Regions from separate parts of the Homo sapiens genome. Here region 2 is linked to region 1. Evidence: read pairs that join two places in POLR2A ChIA-PET (ENCODE). Cell type or tissue: OCI-LY7. All regions are shown on one strand. Each heading gives the region's core, and the rest is flanking DNA. Links, peaks and the distances in the headings are about the cores only. Region 1 holds the start of HRH4 (histamine receptor H4). Region 2 overlaps LOC124904268 (a long non-coding RNA gene).

Region 1 (12,219 bases), core at 1-8,000:
CCCTTACCTACAGTTGCAAAACACAAAGCTGCAGGCTTGTAGACTAGTCATTTGATTCTTTGTTACGCCCACCTTCTTAAACAGGTACTTTAGTTATTCATTTCAATTTCCTTTTAACCCACGACTTTGAAAGTGATAAATATAAGTCCATTGAATACAATGTTATTTTGCATGTCATTGCCTATGTGAGCAGTAAACTGAGTGCCATCAGTTGACTTTACTACGATCTAACTAATCTTCAGTTTAGATCAGTTAAAAAGGTAGAAATTGGCTGGACATGGTGGCTCACACCTGTAATTCCAGCACAACACTTTGGGAGGCTGAGGTGGGCAGATCAATTGAGGCCAGGAGTTTGAGACCAGCCTGGCCAACATGGTGAAACCCTGTCTCTACCAAAAAATACAAAAATTAGCCAGGCGTGGTGACACACACTTGTAATCCCAGCTACTCAGGAGGCTGAGGCAGGAGAATTGCTTGAACCTGGGAGGCAGAGGTTGCAGTGAGCCGAGATTGTGCCACTGCACCTCAGCCTGGGTGACAGAACAAGACTGTGTCTCAAAAACAAACAAACAAAAAAGGTAGAAGTCTTCCAAAATTCTATGTTTCTCTGAAGTCTGACGTAGGGGAATGGGATGGGTTGGGAGAATCTCAGTTTGCCCCTTGCTTCCTCAGAGTCTTTCTCCTGTGGGAAACTGCATCTTTTTGGCAGTGAATTTTAAACTGAAAAAGATGTAGGTTCTGAACTCAGGTATTTGCCTTTAAAAAAATCTGGTTCTGGTCTTGCTTTTGAAGTGGATATCTAATGAATACATATTAGTTGGAATTATACAGTAAAGGAGTTTCTGGCTCAGGTTATGATTGGCACATGAGAAATAATAGTTTTTTTCCCCCCAGTGAAATTATTAAGAAAGGGAAAATGTAATTAATATGGTTTGGCTATGTCCCCACCCAAATCTCATCTTGAATTGTAGTCCTCATGTGTCGAGGGAGGGAAGTAATTGGATGATGGGGGCAGTTCCCCCATGCTGTGTGCTCACATGCTCTCTCTTGCCTGCTGCCGTGTAAGACATGCCTGCTTCCCCTTCCACCATGACTGTGTTTTCCTGAGGCCTCCCCTGCCATGTGAAACTGGGAGTCAATTAAACCTCTTTTCTTTATAAATTATCCAGTCTTAGGTATGTCTTTATAGCTGTGTGAAAATGGACTAATACAACAATTAATTGCTTTTTATCTTCATTTTAATAAATTTATAAGCAAATGGCATTAATAAATTATGATAGAGCAGAATGCAAAGATTTTTAAATAATTTAATCAACCAAATGTGGATCACATAGAATGAATATATATGAAGAAGTATTTTATATAATTTTTGAATGTACAATTGCATTTATAAAATAAAAATATGCAAAATCAACTTATGTTTTTAAATGTCCAGATAATGCTTACCCATGAGGGCTGAGTAACTGGAAAAGGGTGTGGGTGGTGGTTACATGGTTATGTTCAGCTTGTAAAAATTAATCAATTATCAATTTGTGACTTATACATATACTTAAACAAAAAAGTAACAAAAACAAAATGAAACAAAGTGCAGTCTCTGCCCTTTAGCAACTTATGTTCTATTAGGAGGGCCAGCAAGAAAATCTCCATTTCTGTTACTCTTCCTTTCTTTGTGTAGAGTCATTTTTGCATTTGGCATCATTTTCCTTCTGCTTGAAGAACTTCCTTTACCATTTCTTGTAGAGCAAGTTTGCTGGTGGTGAATTATTTCAGCTCTCATATATCTAAAAACCCTTTATTTTGTCTTTGTTTATGAAACTTTCTTTTTTTTTACTAAATATAGAATTCTAGGTTGAGTTTTTTTTCCTTTCAACATTTGAGAGATATTGCAGCCACTGTTTTTCTGCTTCTGTTGCTTCTGATGAGAAACATGCTGACACTCATACCTTTCTTATTTTGTATGTTATGTGTCCCCCCTCAACCCCTGCTGTTCTTAAGCTTTTCTTTTTCACACTGGTTTTGAGCAATTTTATTTGATATACCTTGTGTAGTTTTCTTTGTTTCTTGTGTTTGGGGTTCATTGAGCTTCTTGGTTTATATTTCTCATCACATTTTGAAACGTTTTAACCATTGATTCTTCAAATTTTTTTCTGTCCTTTCCTTTCTCCTTTCCTCCTGGGACTCCTATTAGACATATATTAAGTCACTTGAAGTTGTCTTCTACCTTAGTGATACACTGTTAATTAAAAAAAATCTCTTTTATCTCTGTGTTTCATTGTAGGTGGATTATATCATTACATGTTTAAGTTCACTAATCTTATCTTCTGCAATCTCTGCCATTAATCCTTTCCAATGTATGTTTAGTCCAGACCTTCTAGTTTTTATTTCTAGATGTTTGATTAAAAAATCTTCTATATCTTTACATATCTTTTTGAAAATATGGAATACAGCTATATTCCATTTTCGTTTTTCCATATTCCATCTGACTATTTTAATGTTCTTGTCTGTTAATTCTAATATCTGTGTGATTTCTGAGTTGACTTCAATTGATTGATGTTTTTCCCCTTATTATAGATCACATTTGCCTGCTTCTTGGCATGTCAGATAATTTTTAATTGGATTTAAGACATTGTAGTTTTACATTGTTGGGTACTGGATATTTTTATGTTATATAAATATTCTTGAGCTGTGTTCAGGGTTGCAATTAAGCTGCTTGGAAACAGTTTGATCCTTTCAGGTTTTGCTTTTAAGATTTGCTAGGAAGAACCCAAGAAATATTTAGTATAGGGCTAATTATTCCTGACTACTGAGGCAAGACCCTTCTGAATGTACTGCCCAACGTCCCATGAATTAGGAACTTTTTCCATTTGGCTAATGGGAGCAGGCACTATAACCAGCCCTCTGTGAGCATTGGGTACTATTGCCTCTAATATTTTCGAGTGGTTCTTTTTCTTGCCTAAAAACAGTTCCTCCACAAGTGCTAATCAGTACTCTGGTGAATACTTGAAGGGGGTCCTCTGCAGATCTCTGGAGTTCTGCTCAGTGTGGCTCTGCAGTTCAGAATCCTCTCTGGTACTCCTGTACTCTCAACTCCATTTCCTCATCCCAGGGAGTCTCCTGGGCTCTGCCTGGATTTCCCCTCTCTGCCCATGCCCTGGGAACTCTCAAGATAGTAAGGTGGGGCAACTGCAGACCTCATCCGTTCTCTCAGGGATCACCGTCCTTCCTTGTTAATGACAAGTGCCTTGAAAACCATTGTCTAGTTTTTTGGCTGTTTCAGATGGGATTGTGAAATTCAGCCCCTGTTACTCCATCATGGCCAGATGAGAATATTGAACTGAATCTACACGAGTTTTAAAAATGGCCTGGTGTGGTGGCTCATGCCTATAATCCCAGCATTTTGGGAGGCCGAGGTGGGTGGATCACTTTAGGTCATGAGCTCAAGACCAACCTGGTCAACATGGTGAAACCCCATCTCTACAAGAAATAACAAAAATTAGCTGGGCATGGTGATGAGTGCCTGGAATCCCAGCTACTTGGAAGGCTGAGGCAGGAGAATCGCCTGAACCTGGGAGACAGAGGTTGCAATGAGCCGAGCTCACATCAGTGGCCTCCAGCCTGGGCAACAGAGTAAGACTCCATCTCCAAACAACAACAACAACAACAACAACAACAACAACAACAACAACAATGAACCTTGTGTGAGCCCAATTTATTTCCTGTATAATGATTATATTTTATAGATATTACATGATTTTATTCTAATAATGGAGATGGATGCATCACAGTAAAATGTTTAAGGTAAAACATTTCACTGTTTTTTGGAAATACTTTCTCAGTGTCAGTTAAAGGGAAACTGTTACCACAAGCTTACTTTATCAAGAATCAGGAAGTACTATGAGATCAGCATTAGATTAAAACAGTGTTGTTTTGAGTGGAAGACTACACATTTTAGGTATGTGATTAGAAAACATACTTGTCAGAATTGTCTGGCTGGATTAATTTGCTAATTTGACCTTCTTCATCATTTGATGTGATGCCAGATACTAATAGCACAATCAATTTATCACTAAGCACTCGTGTTACTTTAGCATTTTTTATGTCCTTAGTAGCTTTTGCTATAATGCTAGGAAATGCTTTGGTCATTTTAGCTTTTGTGGTGGACAAAAACCTTAGACATCGAAGTAGTTATTTTTTTCTTAACTTGGCCATCTCTGACTTCTTTGTGGGTAAGTTATATGTCTTTATTTAAGACAGTCTTTTCCGATTTTAATTTATTTCTAAATCCTTAAAATAAGCTTTTGTTATTTCAGGGGACTGTATACAACTGGGGAAAAATAAACACAAAAAGTTTAAGTATTAAATTTTGGAGGGGGCTATATGGCACTGTAAGGGAATGTTATACATATGTAAATCAGTGTGGTAGGGGAATTTTCAGCTGAAAACAGTTTATTTTCTTTTTATAGAATAAAGATAAGTCCAGTATAGCTCCAAAATTTTAATGTAAGAGTTACTTGTTTCTGGTGCTATTTTCCTCATATGTTTAGGCTTATAAGTATTCCTCTTTAAGTAAATATGGTTTTGTTGGTATCACAATGTTGGAGTAATAAGAAATTATGTATATGCTAGTAACCAGTGCAATCAGAAAATAGCGTATTCAGATCAATTAAATAATATGATTAATAGTATTAATTTAATGATATGGCATAGAATTTTGTAAAATATACCCAACTGTAAACTGCCTTGCATATAATATGATATCATAGCATTATATCATCGTTAAGAGACCATAGAAATCAAACCAACTTTCTCTGAAAACACGCACTTTATAATTTTTCACTGCCTGATGCTTCTTATTTTTAAACAATGCTTATCATAATAAGTAGATGTACAGAAATGTCAGCTGATGATACTATTTTACAGGAGTTTCTAGTATAATTTAATCTGGCATATTCAGATTATTTTTGTCTATAACTACATAAAGCTTACATTTATGTTAAAGTGAAATAAACACACAAAATACTTAGTTCATTCCCTGGAATACAGTTGTTACTCAACAAATGTTAGTTCTCTTTTTTTTTTTTTTTTAATTTCTCTGCAGATATGGGTCAACCCCAATCTAGGTCACAAATGTTAGTATAGTATCTAGCCTGTATAATACTGCTAGGTATGCAAGCACTATTAGGTAATCAAGGGATCTATAGAAGATTAGGTTAGTCTCTTCCAGTAAGTTTTTGATGTAGAAGAGTGGACAAGAGATGTTCAGAAATGACTATAGCAGTATAGAGTAACACGAGACCCCACGAAGACCTAAGAAGTGCTATGGTCACTTGGAGGAGGGATAAAGCACGTTTAGTTAGCGAATAGAGGCATTTAACATGAACTTTGAAAGATGGATAGAATTTCCATAGTCAGAGATAGGGCGAAGGATTCTTTGCTCCAAGAATGAGCAAAGGCATGCTGGTAGAAAATCATTGTGCTTATCTTCCTAAGGGTGAGTGAGCTTGGAGCTGGCTGGTGTGCAGATAGGTGCAGGGGAGCCGTAGAGATGAAGATGAAATCTATAAAGTGAGGGCCTTTAAATACCAGCGTGAGTGTGGAGTGGAATTTATTCAGCAGGCCTTGTGGAGATTTAAAGATTTTAAAACAGGAGAGTGGTTGAACAGATCAAAGCTTTACTTTAGAGACATCGGAAGAGCCGTAGGAAATGGGGAAACTGGAGTGTGGGGCGGCATGCTTTCAGAGATGATCCTGCAGCAATCTAGGCAGAAATCATGCAGTTAGGACCTGAGCTAGGATGATTGGAAAGGAAGGCCAACAGGCAGAGCAGCTAAGGGTGTGGTTGGGCGGGAAAAGAGAAAGCTGAGTTAAAGATTGGGCTTCTGAGACTAAGAACGGTACGGTGCTCTTCAAAGAAACAGGAAGTATTTGGGCAGGACAGCTCTGGTTCTGATGTTGCACTGAAAGTTCTGGAGAAAAATTCTAGTTGGGGAGATTGATTTAGGAGTCATGGCATAGAAATGACACATAAAGGCAGCTAACCCATAAAGAAGTATTGAAAAAATGCACTGTCTCCACATTTGTTTCCTCAATTCTGTCCCTTCAGGTAACCAACATTTGCTGCTTGATGTAGATCCTTCCACATCATTCTCTGTGCTCCCATAAACATGTACAAATACACGAGTTTATTTATGTGAACATAGAGAAAGTTCCACTATAAATATATGTATCCTTTGCTTCTTCCTTCTTCACAGGATCTTGTGACTTTTAGATGACAGTCATCACTTAAAATAGATGATGTGCTTTTACTAACCCAAAGGGAGTGAGGCCCTGACTGCCCCAGTTTTAGGGTGGGAAGGGTGAGACAGCTGAGAGAGCCTGGGGCCTGAAGCTTTTGAATCAAGATGGTTCTAGGTAAAAATGTCTCCATGTCTGGCCCAAGACCAGCATCATGGCAGTCCCACCCTCAAGGGCTTGAGCTTGTCTTTGGAAAATGGCCCTGCAGATGTAGTTATTCAGCAGTCCTGGTGATCTCCTCCATCAGCAGGTGGGTGAAGATATAATTCTGATAATTTCTTTTGCTCCTGATTAAAGGAGTTGGGTGCAGGTCAGAGTCTCCTTTCATCTGCCTGCCAGCCTCATCCCTCACATCTCCCCTGCCTCCTGCCAGCTTCATCCAGAGGTCTGCATATTTAATGCAGGGCTCACCATGACACAGTCCCTGGGAGCTTTTTGTAACAGGATTCAAGTTTTCTGGCAGTGCTGTTCTTTCTCCTTTGCCATGCTGGGAAATGAACCTTTTGTCTCAGCCTGGAAGAAGGCGTGGACGTGGTGAGCATGCAGGGCAGAACTCGTGAGAGGTTTTCTGCAGCTGTTAGCCATTGATTCTTAACATTTGGGGTCATGAGATCCAGAGCTCCAGAGCCATGTGACCATGGCAGGGCAGATTAGACCCTCACATGTGCTTGGAACTGTGGCTTTGCTGGCTGAATGCCCTCTTCCCCCCAGGTTTCAGAACTGGCCCTCTGCGGAGAATCTAAATTTGTGGCACCCAAGTTGCTAATTTCTCAGGCTGAATTTACTGTTGAGAGCAAAGATTTATTGAGGAAAAATTCTAGTACTAGCTATACCGGACGTTATATAAATACACCTCATCTGTATACTATTTTGGGAAACATACTATCTATATCTACATCAATATCAATAAAAGTGTTACCATGTAACCAGTGTTTCCATTTGTGGGTACTTTCTTCTCATCCCCATGTTGTGTTGGCGTTTGTGGCCTACATGACCATGTGACAGATGGCTGGACAGGATCTTCAGGGGATAAAGGTGGTTGCTGCTATCAGAGCCTGAACCAAGTGTTCAGGATGGCAGAATTTATCTTGATACCTGTATGCCTGAGTTCAAGACTCTTTTCTGGCCTTCTGTATTTATCTGCTCAGGCTGCCATAACAAAATACCCTAGACTGGGTGGCTTAAACAACTGACATTTATTTTCTCACAGTTCTGGAGCTGGGGACATCCCAGATCAAGATTCTGGCCAATATTGGTTCCTGATGAGGGCTGTCTTTCTGGCTTGCAGACGGCTGCCGTCTACCTGCGTCCTCAAGAGGCCTTTCTCTGAGTGCGCACAGAGAGAGAGAGTGAGCTCTCTGTTGTCTCCTCTTATAAGCACACTATTGGATCAGGGCCCCACTCTTATGAACTGTTTTACTCTTAATTTTGTCCTTGAAGGTCTTAGTTCCAAATATAGCCACATGGGGGGTTAGAGCTCCAACATGTGAATTTGGGGAGGGCACATACACATTCAGGCCATAACACCCTCTGTGCACTCACCATCATCCACACATTCCTCTGGCGGCCCAAAGGATTTACTTGGGGATTTTAGCTCCTGCCATCTTTTGATTGCCATTTTCTCATGGAAGATATAGCTTCTTAGCTGGCTTAGAAAGAAGGGACGATGCCAGATGGGTGGCAATTTTAAAGCAAACTGGGCTTCTCCATCCTCATCTATTTGTTCATCCAACAATTATTTCTTTTGAAGGAGGCACTTTCTGAGGTGCTGGGGATAGAGCAGTAAAAATACACGTGAAAATCCCTGCCCTCATGATGCTTCTGTTTCTACTGGGAGCAGGGGCATGGAGACAGAAAATAAACAAGAAAAATAACTAAGACAAATTTTATAGTATTTTAGAGGGTGATAATTGCTACTGAAAAAAATGCAGAGAGGAGGGAAAGGGAGTGTGCTGGGAGTGGGGCTGCAATTTTAAACCTTGGAGCTAGAATTTACTGAGAAAGACACATTTGAAGCCTGGGCGTGGTGGCTCACATCTGTAATCCCAGCACTTTGAGAGGCCAAGGTGGGTGGATCACTTGAGGCCAGGAGTTCGAGACCAGCCTGGCCAATATGGTGAAATTCCAATCTCTACTAAAAATACAAAAATTAGCCGGGCGTGGTGGCGTGTGCCTGTAATCCCAGTTACTCAAGAGGCTGAGGCAGGAGAATCACCTGAACCCAGGAGGTGGAGGTTGCAGTGAGTCGAGATCATGCTACTGCACTCCGACTTGGGTGACAGAGCCAGACTGCGTCAAAAAACAAACAAACAAAACAAAAAGGAAAGACATTTGAGCAAACAGAAGGCGCCCTTGGGGGAAGAGCATTTCACGCCAAGGAACAGCAGGTGCGCAGGATCTGAGGCAGAAGGGTGGGTGGTGCATTGGAGGCCAGAACGGCTGGGATGGAGTGATTGAGGGGTGAGAAGTAGGAGTGGGACTGCGGAGGTGGGGGCATATAGCTTGTTTTCTTTTACTTTTGTCTTAATCTTTTCAAGAAACTGGCTCTTAGTTTTACTTATCAGCTCCATTTGACCCAAAAACACAATTCCAGAATCGAAGGTGTAGAAACACTTCAGAGTAGGTATATTAGAGAAATAGTTCAGATTCCGTTTTTTTGCAACTCGTTCGGAACGAGCCACAGACATCTCTGTTGCTCAACAAGACAGAGGAACTGAGCATGACACAAGTACGGAAGCATTACCTAGAATTCAGGGTGACAGCACAGTGGGGGTTATGAAAACCAAAGGAATATCCTAGAGCCTGTCTTCAGCTAACCACTGTTTCCAGCAGCTCCTAGGCTTTTGAACACACCTTTCCTCTTTTGCATAAATCAGAAAGCGTGTGACAAAGAGCATTTACCTCCCACCCCCTGCCCTGAACCTCTCAGTCAGTGGTGTCTAGAATGCATTACTAGTATCTCTCTTCTTTCTCATTCTGTGAAAGAAATGAGTTCCAGTGTTGAAAATACTCATGTTGGGAACATTGGAAGCCACAACCGTGGGCTGAAATATAATAAATGTCTGTTTTGGGATACTTTGATTTACCTCAAGTGGACCTGGTGACCTATATTATTTTATATATATATATTTATTTATTTTTGAGGCAGGGTCTCACTCTGTTGCCCAGGCTGGAGTGCAGTGGCGTGATCATGGCTCACTCCAGCCTTGACCTCCCTGGCTCAAATGATCCTCCTGCCTCAACCTCCTGGTTAGCTGGAACTACAGGCTTGTGCCACCATGTCCAGCTAATTTTTGTATTTTTTTTTTTTTTTTGTAGAAATAGGGTTTTGCCATGTTGCCCAGGCTGGTCTCCAACTCCTGAGCTCAAGTGAGCTACCTGCCTCAGCCTCCCAAGGTGCTGGAATTACAGGCATGAGCCACCACTCTCAGCCAGTGACCTATTTTATACCATAGACATACACACACATACTCTGGAGATGAAAGGCACCCTAAGGAAGTTTACTTATCATTAAAAATATAATTGAAACATGAAACAAACAGGTTATTTAAACTACATATAAGAACTGACCACGCAACTCTTCATCTCTGTGGTGTCTTGTACCTAGGGACAGAATACTAGGGTTTAGCACTACCTTCCACTGGTTCTGAAACCATGCCATTATAGCCTCATGTGGTCTTGTTTTGGAGAATGCAGGCTTTCCTTCTTCCTTTCCTTTTCCTTTAACTTTACTATTCTTAATAATAGACTAATTTGGTTCTCATGAAAAAATGGGAATTCCTGGAAGTACCTGATACATTTGAAGTAACTCAACAAAGTAAGATTTCATCTCAGCTTCCACTTAATAGATCATATTCTTAGCAACTAATCACACCTGTCTGAAATGCCAATGCAATTACAAACCCCTAAAAGCTAAAGGAAAAGGAACCTCGTTTCGTCACTTTTCAGTTAAGCAGTTTCTATGCTGGGCTGAATCACTGTGGTAGAGCTTATCTATTTGTTCATGCAGTGAAGAGTTGCAGGTAAAGTCAGAGGTTCTGAAATCACAATCCCTGGTTTCAGATGCAATCTTCTCCACTTGCTAGTTGAGTGGACCTTGGTCTAATTATCTCTTTTCTGAGCTTTAGGTTCTTTAACTGTTAACTCAGCATGGTCCCTTCCTCACAAAGTTTCTATGAAGATGAAATGAGGTGACATTTGCAATGCACACAGCACAGGGTCTGCCATATGGTAATTGTATAAGACATATTAGCTGTTACTAATTTAAGTGAAATGTACAAGTCATTGGCCAACTCTAGAGGTTGTAGGAAATACAAAGATTGATTTGCGATATGACCCTAATCCTCAGGAGAGACAGACTAAAAAGATGACTATGATATAAAAGTAGAATGTAATTAATGCATGAGAGAGGGAAAGATGAGCAAAGAACCAGGAAAGTGCAGAGGACAGAGGGGTCACTTCCACTGAGGAAGCTCCAAGAAAGAGGGCATGGAGGAGGTCACTTTTTGGCCTCAGTGAAAAATGAGAAAGAAGTGAATGGACTTTTTATTTATTTTTTATTTTCATTTTTTTGAGACAGAGTTTTGCTCTGTCACCCAGGATGGAGTGCAGTGGCCCCATCTCAGTTCACTGCAACCTCCATCTCCCGGGTTCAAGCGGTTCTCTTGCCTCAGCCTCCTGAATAACTGGGATTACAGGCGTGCACCACCATGCCCAGCTAATTTTTGTATTTTTAGTAGAGATGAGGTTTCACCATGTTGGGCAGGCTGGTCTTGAACTCCTGACCTCAGTTGATCCACCTGCCTCGGCCTCCCAGAGGGCTGGGATTACAGGTGTGGGCCACCGTGCCCGGCCTGAATTGACTTTTTAGTAGAAGACAGGTGGACATTTTGGGAAGAAAGAATGATGTTGGCAGAGAAAAAAGAGATGTGAAAATGTGCCATGTGTTTGGGGGAAGGGTGGTCCATCCTGTTGGGGTTAGAGCATGAAAAAAGTAAAGATGATTTATGCTGCCTGTGGCTAGAAATACAAGACCTGTACTTAATTTGGAAAGTAGAAAGGAGCCATTGAAAGTACAGTCGCCCCTTGGTGTCTGTGGGGGGTTTGTTCCAGGAATCCCCTTAGATAGCAGAATCCAAGAAAGCTGAAGTCCCTGATATAAAATGCTGTAGTATTTCCATATAACCTATGTACATCCTCCCATATACTTTATTATTTATTATTATTTTTAATAATAAAGATGGGGTTTCACCATGTTGCCCAGGCTAGTTACGAACTCCTGTCCTGAAGTGATCCACCCACCTTGGTCTCTCAAAGTGCTGGGATTACAGGCGTGAGTTACCACGCCCGGCCCCTCCCGTATACTTTAAATCATCAGTAGATTATGTATAATACCAAAGACAATGTGAGTGCTATGTAAATAGTTGTTATACTGTAGTGTTTAGAGAATAATGACCAGAAGTCATTACCATTAGTCAAAGTCTATACATGTCCAGTACAGATGCAGTTTTTTTCCAAATATTTTCTATCTGTGGTTGGTTGAATCCACAGATGTAGAATTCATGGATAAAGAGGGCCCACTGTGCAATGTTCATGACCCCTCTTCTAAAAATGGCGTTTAAGGAGTGTGTAGAAAATCAGTCCTGAGCTGCTTGATGAAATACCGTGAATTTCTAAATTAGAGACAAATCATTTGTAGTGAATTCAGATAGGTCATTGTGTTGTGTAGCCATTAAAACATGCACATTTGTGTTCATTGATGTGCGCTATGTTTTTACACTTATGTTTTCCCTGTGCAGGTGTGATCTCCATTCCTTTGTACATCCCTCACACGCTGTTCGAATGGGATTTTGGAAAGGAAATCTGTGTATTTTGGCTCACTACTGACTATCTGTTATGTACAGCATCTGTATATAACATTGTCCT
Region 2 (12,219 bases), core at 2,777-10,776, 53 kb before region 1:
CAGTTTATTTAATAACAGGAATGAATTGGTATAGTTTCAGATATTAAATTCTTTTGGTCTAGACTTAATTTTGTACCCATCTCTCTTTTCCTGCAGGTATGACACACAGATGTCTAAGCAACTGCCTTCCAGCAGTGATTGATTTTGCTGGTTCCCCACACAAAAAGTTTGGAAGAGACCCTTATGTCTTCTGTAGAGTTTCTTGGTTGTAAGCAGCAAGCACTGGTGCTGGCTAACTTAAGCAAATAAAGAATATATCACTCAGACATCAAAGAAACAGCTGGAAATCTGGCTTGGCAAAGGCCGGATTAGGGCACTCCTGGGGATGTGGGTAGTAGGAATAGTCTATAGTTTTTCCTCAGTGCCAACACTGGGAAAGAATATGTTCCAATTATTTTCATTTTCCTATCCTTTTGTCTTTCTTCAGAAGAAGCAAAGTTGAGAGATAGTCTTTCATAGCTTTTCCCATAAGGTATGTTCTCCTTGGGCAACATTTTCAACTCAACCTTTAGCCCTTAGCTTGCTTTTTCTTTTTTTTTTTCTTTATTTTTTTTATTTTTGAGACGAGGGTCTTGCTCTGTCACCCAGGCTAGAGTACAGTGGCATGATCATGGCTCACTGCAGCCTCAACCTCTCAGGCTCAAGCAGTTCTCCCACCTCAGCCTCCCAAGTAGCTGGGACTACTGGCGCGAGCCACCATGCCCAGCTAACTTTTGTTTATTTTTTATAGAGACAGGGTCACACTATGTTGCCCAGGGTGGTCTCAAACTCTGGTTTGAGCAATCTGCCCACCTTGGCCTCCCAAAGTGCTGGGATTACAGGCATGAACCACCTCACCTGGCCTTTCTTTATTCATCATGAATATACCCTGCTTAGCCTGGTCAACATGGAGAAACTCTGTCTCTACAAAACAAAAATTAGCCAGGCATGGTGGTGTGGCCTGTAGTCCCAGCTACTGAGGAGGCTGAGGTGGGAGGATCACTTGAACCTGGCAGGTGGAGGCTGCAGTGAACTGAGATCACATCACTGCACTTCAGCCTGGGAGACAGAGACCCTGCCTCAAAAAACAAACAAACAAACAAACAAAAAAGAATATATTCCGCTTTTCTATCCCTAATTGTCTGCTCAAGCAGTGTGCCTGACAGTCACATGACCCCTTCTAGGAAGCCTTGGAAAGTCTGCCCTGCCTATTGCCCCTTTTTGAGGACTTCATTATGCAACCTACAATTCTTGGCTCAGCTGAAGGAGCAAGAGCAGGGCCTCCTAAATGGCACCTTTCTATTAGGCTTACCAAAGGCCTGGTATATGTGCTTTGCCCAACAGGAAATCTCTATACTGAGTAGCATTGAACCATCTAGATTTCTCTCTTGGGTAGGTTTAACCGTGACGCATGCAAAGGACAGTCCTTAGTCAAGGTAGATGCAGAAAGGCTCACAGAGGGAAGTGAGAGCAGAGAGTAAGCAGAAGCCATGGGACAGCCTAAAGGAGAATACAGAAAAGATGACCAGGAGCGGCAGAAGCAAGAGCAGAGAGAGAATGATTGAGACCCCAGAGTGCGGAAACACTAGGGTAGGGAGCAAAGGATGGCGCCCCCTGCTGAGAGGTCCAGAATGGTGGGCTGCAGTTAAATCTTCAACAACCTTCTGCAGCAGCGTGATGTCTCTGCTTTTATGTCTCTGTATTGTTGCAATAAATTCTTACTCTTTATCTGATGTAACCTGAGTGTTTTTCTATTCCTTGAGCCCAGAAAGAGCCTAATACACCATTACTACCCCCTTTCCTGTTCTCATCTCTCCCATTTTAATCTGTAACCAACAACCTTGTGGATACCTCCTTTCCTTTCAACAGCCATCTCTTCAGGGTCTCATGTTGTTCTTCGCTCTTCTGACTCTTCTGAAATACATCTCTTTTCCAGATACCTACTAACCACCGCTATCTATATCTCAGTCACCTGTCAGCACCTAATACAGGTCAAAGGCCCCATTCTCAATGAGTTACAATAGAAGGTGATTTTACTTTATTCACTGAAGTCACAAAGATCAAGGGTGGGAACTTCATGGGCCGGCAGTCTCTGGGCCTAAATTGGAAGTATGAACCAAATCACTGACTCCTGGTGTTAGATTTGTTAGAGTCCTCAGAAATAATCTAGTTCAACCTCAAGCCTAAAGCCAGACTGTCCTCAATCACATTAGGAAGAAGTTTTCCCACCCCTGTCTGTGGCTGGGAACTTTCCAGACAGGCAGGTCACTACTTCACAGTGCAGCCCAACCATTTGTTTTCCAACATTAAGAATGCGGGGCCAGGCATGGTGGCTCACGCCTATAATTCCAGCACTTTGCGAGGTCCAGGCGGGCAGATCGTTTGAGCCCAGGAGCTCAAGACAAGCCTGGGCAACATGACAAAACCTTGTCTCTACCAAAAAAAAAAAAAAAAAAAAAAAAAAGGCTGGGCATGGTGGCACACACCTGTAGTCTGAGACTGAGACCGGAGGATCACCGGAGCCCAGAAGGTCGAGGCTGCAGTGAGCCATGATCGTGCCACTGCACTCCAGCACTGGCAACAGAGTTAGAGGCTGTCTCAAAAAAAACAAAAATGTTTGAAGACAACAGTCATGAGCTACCTTGATATTTCTTTTCCAGGCTTACATTCCCCCATGTCTCAACCCATCTTCATGCTCCAACTAGTCATGGTAGTCTAACACAGTTAGACTAACACAGAATTAAACAAATCACAACTTTTTCTGTGAAGCCAAAGAGGGTAGGAAAGTCTTATCTTAGTAAGTCCTATTATAATATCAATTTTTCTAAACCTATGGCCTTTTTTCCATACATGTCATCTCTGACCTCTCCACTGCTGTCTGGTGGTAGCTAATTTTTCTCACTTAATAGAGACCAGGGGGAAGGAGGTGGTGGAGTTAGATTGGAGAAAGAAAGCAGGGAGTGCAGCAAAGAAGTTATACATTTATATACAAATTCCTGGCCTCATGAAGTTTATAATCTAATTTGGTAGGCAAAGTATACAATTAAAACTCATAAAAAAGACAAGCCATAACAGCCAAAAATGGTAAGTAAAATAAATTCTAAAGGATTTAGGAGGACTAGAATAGAGAAGACATTTAGAAGTCATGGTATTGGCCGAGTGCGGTGGCTCACGCCTGTAATCCCAGCACTTCGGGAGGCCGAGGTGGGCGGATCATGAGGTCAGGAGATCGAGACCATCCTGGCTAACATGGCAAAACCCCATCTCTACTAAAAATACAAAAAAAAAATTAGCCAGGCATGGTGGCAGGCGCCTGTGGTCCCAGGTACTAGGGAGGCTGAGGCAGGAGAATGGGGTGAACTCTGGAGGCGGAGCTTGCAGTGAGCAGAGATCACGCCACTGCACTCCAGCCTGGGTGACAGAGTGAGATTCCGTCTCAAAAAAAAAAAAAAAAAAGAAAAGAAGTCATGGTATTTACACTTAGCCTCAGCTTTGTATAGGAAACACCAGGAAACGGGAAATGAGTACCCTCAACATAGCACATTTGAGAGAAGCAGCAAGAAACAAAATATGAGAATATACTTTGAACAAGAGCTCAGGGCTATTTTAGTAACAGATTTTTGAATCGTCCACAAATATCCATGATGTTGTATAGCATTACCAATGGAAAGAAGATTGAGATAATGACATGTAAAGACTTAATAGACAGCCTTGGCAACATGGAAAAACCCCCATCTCTACTAAAAATACAAATCTGAAGTGGGAGGATCACCTGAGCCTGGGGAGGACAAGGCTGTAGTGGGCTGTGATTGCGCCACTGCACTCCAGCCTGAGCAGCAGAGTGAGACCTCATCTTAAAAAAAAAAAAAAAAAAAGACTTACCAGAACAGAGAGTTTGTTTTCATCATTGATTAATTCATTTATTCATAAGTCAGTAAATATATACATATTAACTTAGTAAATGAGATGATTTTGTGAGTGGATATACGTGCCAGACACTGTTTTAGGCTTGGTGAGAGATAAAAGATAAATCCAATAACAGTCCTTCTCTTCAAGGACTTAATCTAGAAATACAGATAAGATGAAATAAGACTTGTAAATCAGCAGGTATATGAAGAAATTAAAAAATAATAATAACCATGAGAAAAGTACAGATAAAGGAGAAATAAGAGGAAGAAAGTTTTTTGGCTTTGTCTGTTTTCAGTAGGGGATGATCAGTGAATGCTTTACAGAAAAGGTGAGTTTTAAAGTTGCAATGGTTTGAATGTGTCCCCAAAAAGTTCATGTATTAAAAACCTAATTGCCACTGTAACAGTATTAAGAGGTGGGACCTTTAAGAGGTGATTAGGTCATGATAGCTCCACCCTCATGAATGGATTAATGCTGTTATTTGGGAAGTGAGTTAGTTATCATCGGGGTGGGTTCCTGATAAAAGGATCAAGTTCAGCCTCCAATCCTGCTCTATCTCATGCTTGCACCTCCTCTCCACATGGTGCCCTTCCACCATTGGACGACACAGCCCTAATCAGATGCAGTGCTATGCTCTTAGACTTCCCAGCCTCCAGAACTGAGAGGCAAATACATTTCTATTCTATATGTTACCCGGTCTGTGATATTCTGTGATAGAAGCAGAAAACAGACTAAGACAAAAGTTAAATGCTTAAGATGGATAGGATTTCAACATATGGAAATGATTAGAGAACATGTTATGCAAATGAAATAGTATAAGCAAAACTGACCAAGGTAGAGGACTGTGGACACAAAAGGTAGAGGAGGACCTTGCACACAATAGACCACAATGCAAATGCATGAAACAAAACACTGACTGGATTCTCAGGAAGGCCCAACAATCTTCTATCCTTTGTCCTTCCCTAGTCAGTCCTGAGCCAAAGCTAGAGGGACAGGTAGTTGAAGGAGCCTTTGAGATACCCAAGTGTGGATGACAGATGGGAGTTCAGATGTAAATTCTGGACTAGATATATAAATTTGTGATCGTCTGTGTGGAGGTGACATGGCTTCATGTCACCTCCACACAGACGATCACAAATTTATATCCAGCAGAAGATGGTTTAGGGAGAAAGGGGAATCAAGTGAGGAGAAAAGGAGTTAGAGCTGTGCTTTATTTCCTGCCCTTCAGGTAACTTTCTTCACTCTCCTCAAATCCCTTTCCCATAGCTCCCTTCCACAGTCTCAACAGGTGACTTCACCTCTTACTTTACCAAGAAAACAAAAGCCATTAGATGAAGGCCCTCCAAACTTCTTACCACCAAACCAACAAATCTTTCAGCACCTATATAATTTCTTCTTTTCCCTTTTCTGTTAAAATGGAAGAGGGATCCATCCTAAGATTGGAGCTTCCACAGATGTTCATATAATTCCTCCCTTTGCCTCTTCAGCAACCTCATTCCATCAACTCGCTCTCTCCTAGATCTTCAAGTGCTCTCAAAATGTACCTGCTACATAAATGTTCTCTAATGTCTGCCATCTTTAAAAACCCTCCTGCCAGATGGCACCATTTTTTTCATTCCTCCTTCAGAGTTAACTACTTGAAAGAGTAGTCTACACTGGCACTCTCTATTTCCTCTCCACTCTCATTTCTGGTCCCACAACTCCATTGAAACTGTCCTTGCTGCCAGGCGCAGTGGCTCATGCCTATAATCCCAACAGTTTGGGAGGCCAAGGCAGAAGGATCACTGGAGCCCAGGGAGTTCAAGACCAGCCTGGGCAACATAGTAAGAGCTCATCTCTACATAAAAATAAACAAAAATTAGCTGAGCATGGTGGCACACACCTGTAATCCCAGCTATTCAGAAAGTTGAGATGGGAGGATCATTTTAGCCCAGGTGGTGCAGTGAGCCATGATCATGCCACTGCATTCCAGCCTGGGTGATAGAGTGAGACCCTGTCCCTCCCTCCTTCAGAGAATGCTCTTCTGTTAGTTTTCCTGAGCTCCCAGTTCTTGGCTCTTCTCTTAACTGTTGAATGTTCTGCCTGAAACTCTACTTCCCCTGGTACTCTTCTTAGGAGAGCACATATGCTTCCATGGCTACAATAACTTTCTATACACTCCTGTCTCCCAAGTCTCTAACTCAGGTCCCAATGTCACTTCCGAGCCTCTGACTCACACATCAATTAATGAAACTCAACCAAAAGTTCAATTTCTCCTCTTCCTCCCAACCTCTTGCTTTCCTTTTTATATTCTTTTTCTTGGAGGTAAGCACTCTCTTTCTCTATCCTCCCCATCCTGGCTTTCTCCCTGCCTCCACAACCCCAATCTATTCTTTACTTTGTAGCCAGATGACATTTCCAAAATTTAAATCTGATCTATTAATTCCCTTGCTGAAAATTCACTCTTTTTTTTTTTTTTTTTTTTTTTTTTGTAGAGACAGTGTCTTGCTATGTTGCCCAGGCTGGAGTGCAGTGGCTATTCACACATGCGATCATGGTGCGCACTACAGCCTCTAACTCCTTGGCTCACGGGATCCTCCAGCCTTAGCCTCCTAGTAACTGGGACCACAGGAGCACCACCAGTCCACTCCCAGCTTCAGCTCTACATCTTTTGGGACGTAGTCTAAACCCCTTAGCGTCATAAAGCCATGCGTATGTCCAGACTCATCTCTCATCACTATCACCATGGTATTTCACACTGTGGCAATTATGAACAACTTTCAGTTCCCAGTATTGATGCAGTATTTGATGCTTAGAGCCTTTGCCCATGTTGTTCTTTGGTGCTCTGAATGCTTTCCCAGTTTCTTCGTCTTCCTGATATTTATGCTTCATGCAGTCTGAGCTTAAAAACCACTTCTCCCCAGGTGCAGTGGCTCACGCCTGTAATCCCAGCACTTTGGGAGGCCAAGGCAGGCAGATCATGAGGTCAGGAGTTCAAGACCAGCCTGGCCAACATGGTGAAACCCCGTCTCTACTAAAACACAAAAATTAGCTGGGCGTGGTGGTGCATGCCTGTAATCCCAGCTACTGGGGAGGCTGAGGCAGGAGAATGGCTTGAACCCAGGAGGCAGAGGTTGCAGTGAGCCAGTTGTGCCACCGCACTCCAGCCTGGGTGACACAGCAAGACTCCATCTAAAAAAAAAAAAAAAAAAAAAATCACTTCTCTCCGAAGGCCTTCCTGACTCCATATGGCTGGGTTAGGGGCCCTTCCTATAGGCTATCCTATTACTTTGTACTTACTCCTATGATCATCACACGGTCTGCAAATGACTCTTGATTTAACTATATCTTTCATCTTTAATCTAGAAGTAGATTGGCCTTTTAGCAGAAATGCCTTGCTTACCAGTTTATCCCTTTTATCTAACATAGTGCATGGCACATATTCAGAAATCAATAAATGGTTGTTGAATGAATGAAATGAACTGGGGCTTTATGTCTAAGATGTTTTATGTCTAAGATGTTTTATAAGAAGGCAGTACAGGGAAGTGGAATGTACACAAAATTAAGAATCAGAAAGTTGGTTCAAATCCCAGTTCTCTGTGTCTTAACTAGCTATAAGACCACAATGTATTTACCTTCTCTGGATGGAGGGCCCACAAAGTGCTAGGCACTGTACTGCATGCTGGGGATACAAGGATGAAGACTTAGTAACTGGCATTAAGGAAGCTGAGTTTAAAAAGATATATATAGAAATAGGTGAGAGGTGGGAGGACAGAACATCCCACATATTGGGAGTGACATGCTAGAAGGACTGTAGCAGGCAAGCAATCACATCCCTCATTATCAGGAGCGAAGTAGTTCAGTGAGTTAGAACCTAAGGTACTGGAGACAGCTGGGGTGAGGAGATGAGACTGGAGAGAGAAGCAGGAGCCATATCTCGAAGGGCCCTATACTGTGTCATAAAGTTTGAGATTCATTCTCAGGGCCTTGGAGTTAAAACCCCAAACAGTTTCAAGCAGGAGAGTCACAGTACTGGATTTCCATCATAGAGATAAAGATGGTGGCGATGTGGAGAATGGGTTCTAAGATGGTAAAGTTGGAAGCAAGAATACCAGCAAGGATGCTGTTGCAGGGGGCTCAGTCAATAGGTAGCAGTGGCTTGAATTTCTGCAGGAACTATGGGGATGGTGCAAAGTATTAGTAGGCAGATTCAGGACAGAAGGAACTTAGTCCTTAGCCGATAGGACAGAAGGAACTTGGTGATGGTTGAATGAGAGGGATGAGGGACAAGGAAGATAAAGGATGGCTGCCATGTGTCTGGTCCAGGCAACTGGCATGTAGAGGAGCCATTTCCTGAGGTTGGGAATGCAGACGAAGAGGCTTTTGAACAGTGGATGCTTTAATGAGAGAGCTCTGTTAGCTGAAGGCAGGATAGGTAGAAGGGAAAAGTCTGGAGTCAGGACAAGGAGCTAAGATGTCCCTGCAGTAGTATAGGGATGAGGTGATATGGCCTGAACTAAGGTGAGCAACTGGAATAGAAAGAAGTGAAGGGTCTTAGAAATTAAAATAAAATCCTGAGCCCTCCTAGTGACTGAATGAACTCCCTCTTGACCAAGGAGACTCTAGAAAAAAACCAAAAAAACTGAATTCCTGGCCATGATGGGAAGAGAGGTGAGACATGCCTCATTATACCACATGCCTTTTGGAGTTTAGGCACAATGACCAGCATTAATGTTAAAATAGAGATAATAAGACTGACAAGGTCAGGCACAGTGGCTCCCGCCTATAATCCCAGCACTTTAGGAGGCTGAGGCAGGCGGATCCCTTGAGCTCAGGAGTTTGAGACCAGCCTGGGCAACATGACAAAACCCTGTCTCTATAAAAAATACAAAAAAAATTAGCTGGACATGGCGGTGCACACCTATAGTCCCAACTACATGGGAAGCTGAGGCTGGAGGGACACCTGAGCCCAGGAGGTCGAGGCTGCAGTGAACCATGATCATGCCACTACACTCCAGCCTGGGTGATAGAGACCCTGTCAAAAAAAAAAAAACAAAACAAACAAAAAAAAAACCACACACACACACAACAAAACGGGCTCTTCGTGGCAATAAGATACCAAATTATGAATAAGACCTAAGGCGGGTTAAGTCACACCTGCAAACAATCATTCCTTTCTGCTGATTTCAAGTTTTAGACAGAGCCTTACTCCTTTAACCAATTGCAAATAAAGAACCTCTGAATCCACATGTAACCTGAAAGCTCCCGATTCAAGATATCCCTCCCACCTTTTTGGGCTGAACCAATGGATACCTTCCATGTACTACTGATTTATGTCTTTGCCTATCACTCCTGCCGCCCTAAAATGTATAAAACCAAGCTGTAATCTGACTGCCTTGAGACTACTTACTCAAGGCTTCTTGGGTTTGCATTTTCCCTGGTCATGGTGACTTACACTGCCTCAGAACAAACCTATTTAAAATATTTCATGGAGTTTGGTTTCTCCATTAGTAAGCTAATGTGACTGATGAGGGGAAGTAACAATAGACAGGGCTTGGCAGTTACAATGGAGAGTCCTGAAGAATATATTGAATAGCCAGATTAGGGGGCTATCCAAAAGTCTTTGAAAGCCAAGCAGAGGAACTGAGACTTGATTCAGTGGGGGAGAAATATTATAATATTCCTGGACAAAGAATGTTTAAGGAACATTAGTCTAACAACAGTGTACAAGGGATCAACCAGAGAAAAGAAAGGATAATGGAGGCAGAGAGACAATATGGTTATCATTTGAATAGAACACCCTGAGAATGCAGACTCTACCAATGAAGAACATAAGGTACTTGTGACTTAGTCAATGTGGGGTATAAAGGAGAGGATGCAACTGACGTATCACCACAGCACATAACACATTCTCAGGAATTATTTGTTTATATGTTTAACTCTGACAGGCTATGGGCTTCTTTTTTTTTTTTTTTTTTTTTGAGATGGAGCCTCGCTGTGTTGCCCAGGCTGGAATGCAGTGGCGTGATCTCGGCTCACTGCAAGCTCTGCCTCCAGGGTTCACGCCATTCTCCTGCCTCAGGCTCCAGAGTAGCTGGGACCACAGGCGCCCACCACCACGCCTGGCTAATTTTTTGTATTTTTAGTAGAGACGGGGTTTCACTGTGTTAGCCAGGATGGTCTCCATCTCCTGACCTCGTGATCTGCCTGCCTCGGCCTCCCAAAGTGCTGGGATTACAGGCGTGAGCCACCGTGCCCACCGGCTATGGGCTTCTTAAAGTCAGAAACTATGTCTTCTTTATTTTTATATCTTCAATATATAGCCAAATTATGGCATAGATCAAGTCTTGATAAATATTCTTGAATAACCAACCTAATGAATACATAAGTTGGATAGGCAGAGTATACATGAAAGCAAGATAGTTTGGGGAAGGTCTTTTTTGTTTTTGTTTTTTTTTTTTTTAATTTAGAGTTTGGCCGGGTGTGGTGGCTCACACTTGTAACCCAGCACTTTGGGAAGCTGAGGCAAGCAGATCACTTGAGGTCAGCAGTTTGAGACCAGCCTGGCCAACATGGTAAAAACCCTGTCTCTACTGAAAATACAAAAATTAGCTGGGTGTGGTGGTGCATGCCTGTAAAGCCAGTTACTTGGGAGGCTGAGGCACAAGAATCACTGGAGCCCAGGAGGCAGAGGTTGTAGTGAGCTGCGATCACTTCATTGCACTTCAGCCTGGGCAACAGAGTGAGACTCCATCTCAAAAAAAAAAAATTAGAGACTGGGTCTCTGTTGCCCAGGCTGGAGTGCAGTGATGTGATCATGGCTTACTGCATCCCAAACTCCTGGGCTCAAGCAATCCTCCCACCTCAGCCTCCCAAGTAGCTGGGACTGCAGGCAGTTGCCACTACCCCTGGCTAATATTTATTTATTTATTTATTTTTTGTAGAGGTAGAGTCTACATTGCCCAGGCTGGTCTCGCACTCCTGGACTCACACAATCCTCCCACCTCAGCCTCCCAAAGTTCTGGGATTACATGCATGAGCCACCACTCCCCACCTAAGAATGTTTTGAATTTGGCTTTGAAGTGTTCTTTCTTTAAAAAAAATTTGTTTCACACCGCTGGACTAGGATGAAATGGCTGTGAAATGTTGAGTTTAAGATGTGACATCTAAGATACCCACTTGTAAATGTCTTATAGATACAGAAAGAGTAGTGCTCAGAAGTCCAGAAGAGAGAAGAAATCTGGAGAGAGGCACAGTAGGGAGACATCAGTGTTAATCACGTCTCTCACTGCACCCCCATCTGACATTTGAAACAAACAAGCTGAAACCTCGGTGGCTTCATAACATAATGCAATGCAGTCAAGGATAGAGGTTCCACTCCAGGTTTCTTCCATTGTGAGCACCACCACTGTCAATAGGTGAATCACAGAATTCCTGCAGAAGGGGAGAGAGAGCCTGCAGGTCTGCACTGGAGGTTTTATGGATGGACCTAGAAGTGGTTTGTTTCAATTTTTTTTTTCTTTTTTAGACAGAATCTTACTCTGTCACCTAGGCTGGAGTACAGTGGTGCTATCTCAGCTCACTGCAACCTCCGCCTCCCAGGTTGAAGCAATTCTTCTGGCTCGGCCTCCTGAGTAGCTGGGATCACAGGCATGTGTCACCACACCCAGCTAATTTTTGTATTTTCAATAGAGACAGGGTTTCACCATGTTGGCCAGGCTGGTCTTGAACTCCTTACCTCAAGTGATCTGCCCACCTCAGCCTCCCAAAGTGCTGGGATTACAGGCGTGAGCCAACGCGCCCAGCCGGTTTGTATCACTTCTACTCATCTGATATGGTTTCACTTTTTGTCCCCACCCAAATCTTATCTTGAATTGTAGCTCTCATAATTCCCACACGTTGTGGGAGGGACCAAGTGGGAGATAACTGACTCATGGGGGTGGTTTCCCCCATACTGTTCTCGTGGTAGTGAATAAGTCTCACAAGATCTGATGGTTTTGTGAAGGATTTCCCTTTTCACTTGGCTCTCCTTCTTTCTTTTTTACTGCCATCATGTAAGAGGTAACTTTCACCTTCTGCCATAATTGTGAGGCCTTCCCAGCCACACGGAACTGTGAATCCATTAAACCTCTTTTTCTTTATAAATTACCCAGTATTGGGTATGTCTTTATCAGCAGCGTGAAAACGAACTAATCCACCATCTGTTTGTGTTCTCTCAATGCCTTCAAACTCGAGCTTGACTGTTGACTGAACAATTAAGGAGAAACATTTGCCTCCCAATCCATTCCATGCCCTTCTCTATTCTGCTCTCTGTCCTGAAAGGCTGGTCTCTAGGGATCAACCATCAGAGCT

The links. Peaks named below come from ENCODE experiments on the same cell type or tissue, not always from the same donor. Only the 100,000 strongest peaks of a DNase experiment are listed, where the experiment ranks them.
Region 2: POLR2A ChIA-PET joins it to region 1 with 11 read pairs; 4 of 35 experiments call an interaction of 5 or more read pairs at or near these places.

Annotation. Positions count from the first base shown.
Region 1 is chr18:24,456,696-24,468,914 of GRCh38, forward strand. It overlaps HRH4 (histamine receptor H4), which reads left to right and starts at 3,942. Exons shown (of 3, transcript NM_021624.4): 1 at 3,942-4,226; 2 at 12,093-12,219. The coding sequence starts at 4,034. In OCI-LY7, for the core only: no CTCF peak of the experiment used is centred there; no DNase peak of the experiment used is centred there.
Region 2 is chr18:24,401,004-24,413,222 of GRCh38, forward strand. It overlaps LOC124904268 (a long non-coding RNA gene), which reads left to right. Exons shown (of 3, transcript XR_007066314.1): 3 at 97-1,712. Among named protein-coding and RNA genes, the nearest start is that of OSBPL1A, 9.3 kb to the left of the region's middle. In OCI-LY7, for the core only: no CTCF peak of the experiment used is centred there; no DNase peak of the experiment used is centred there.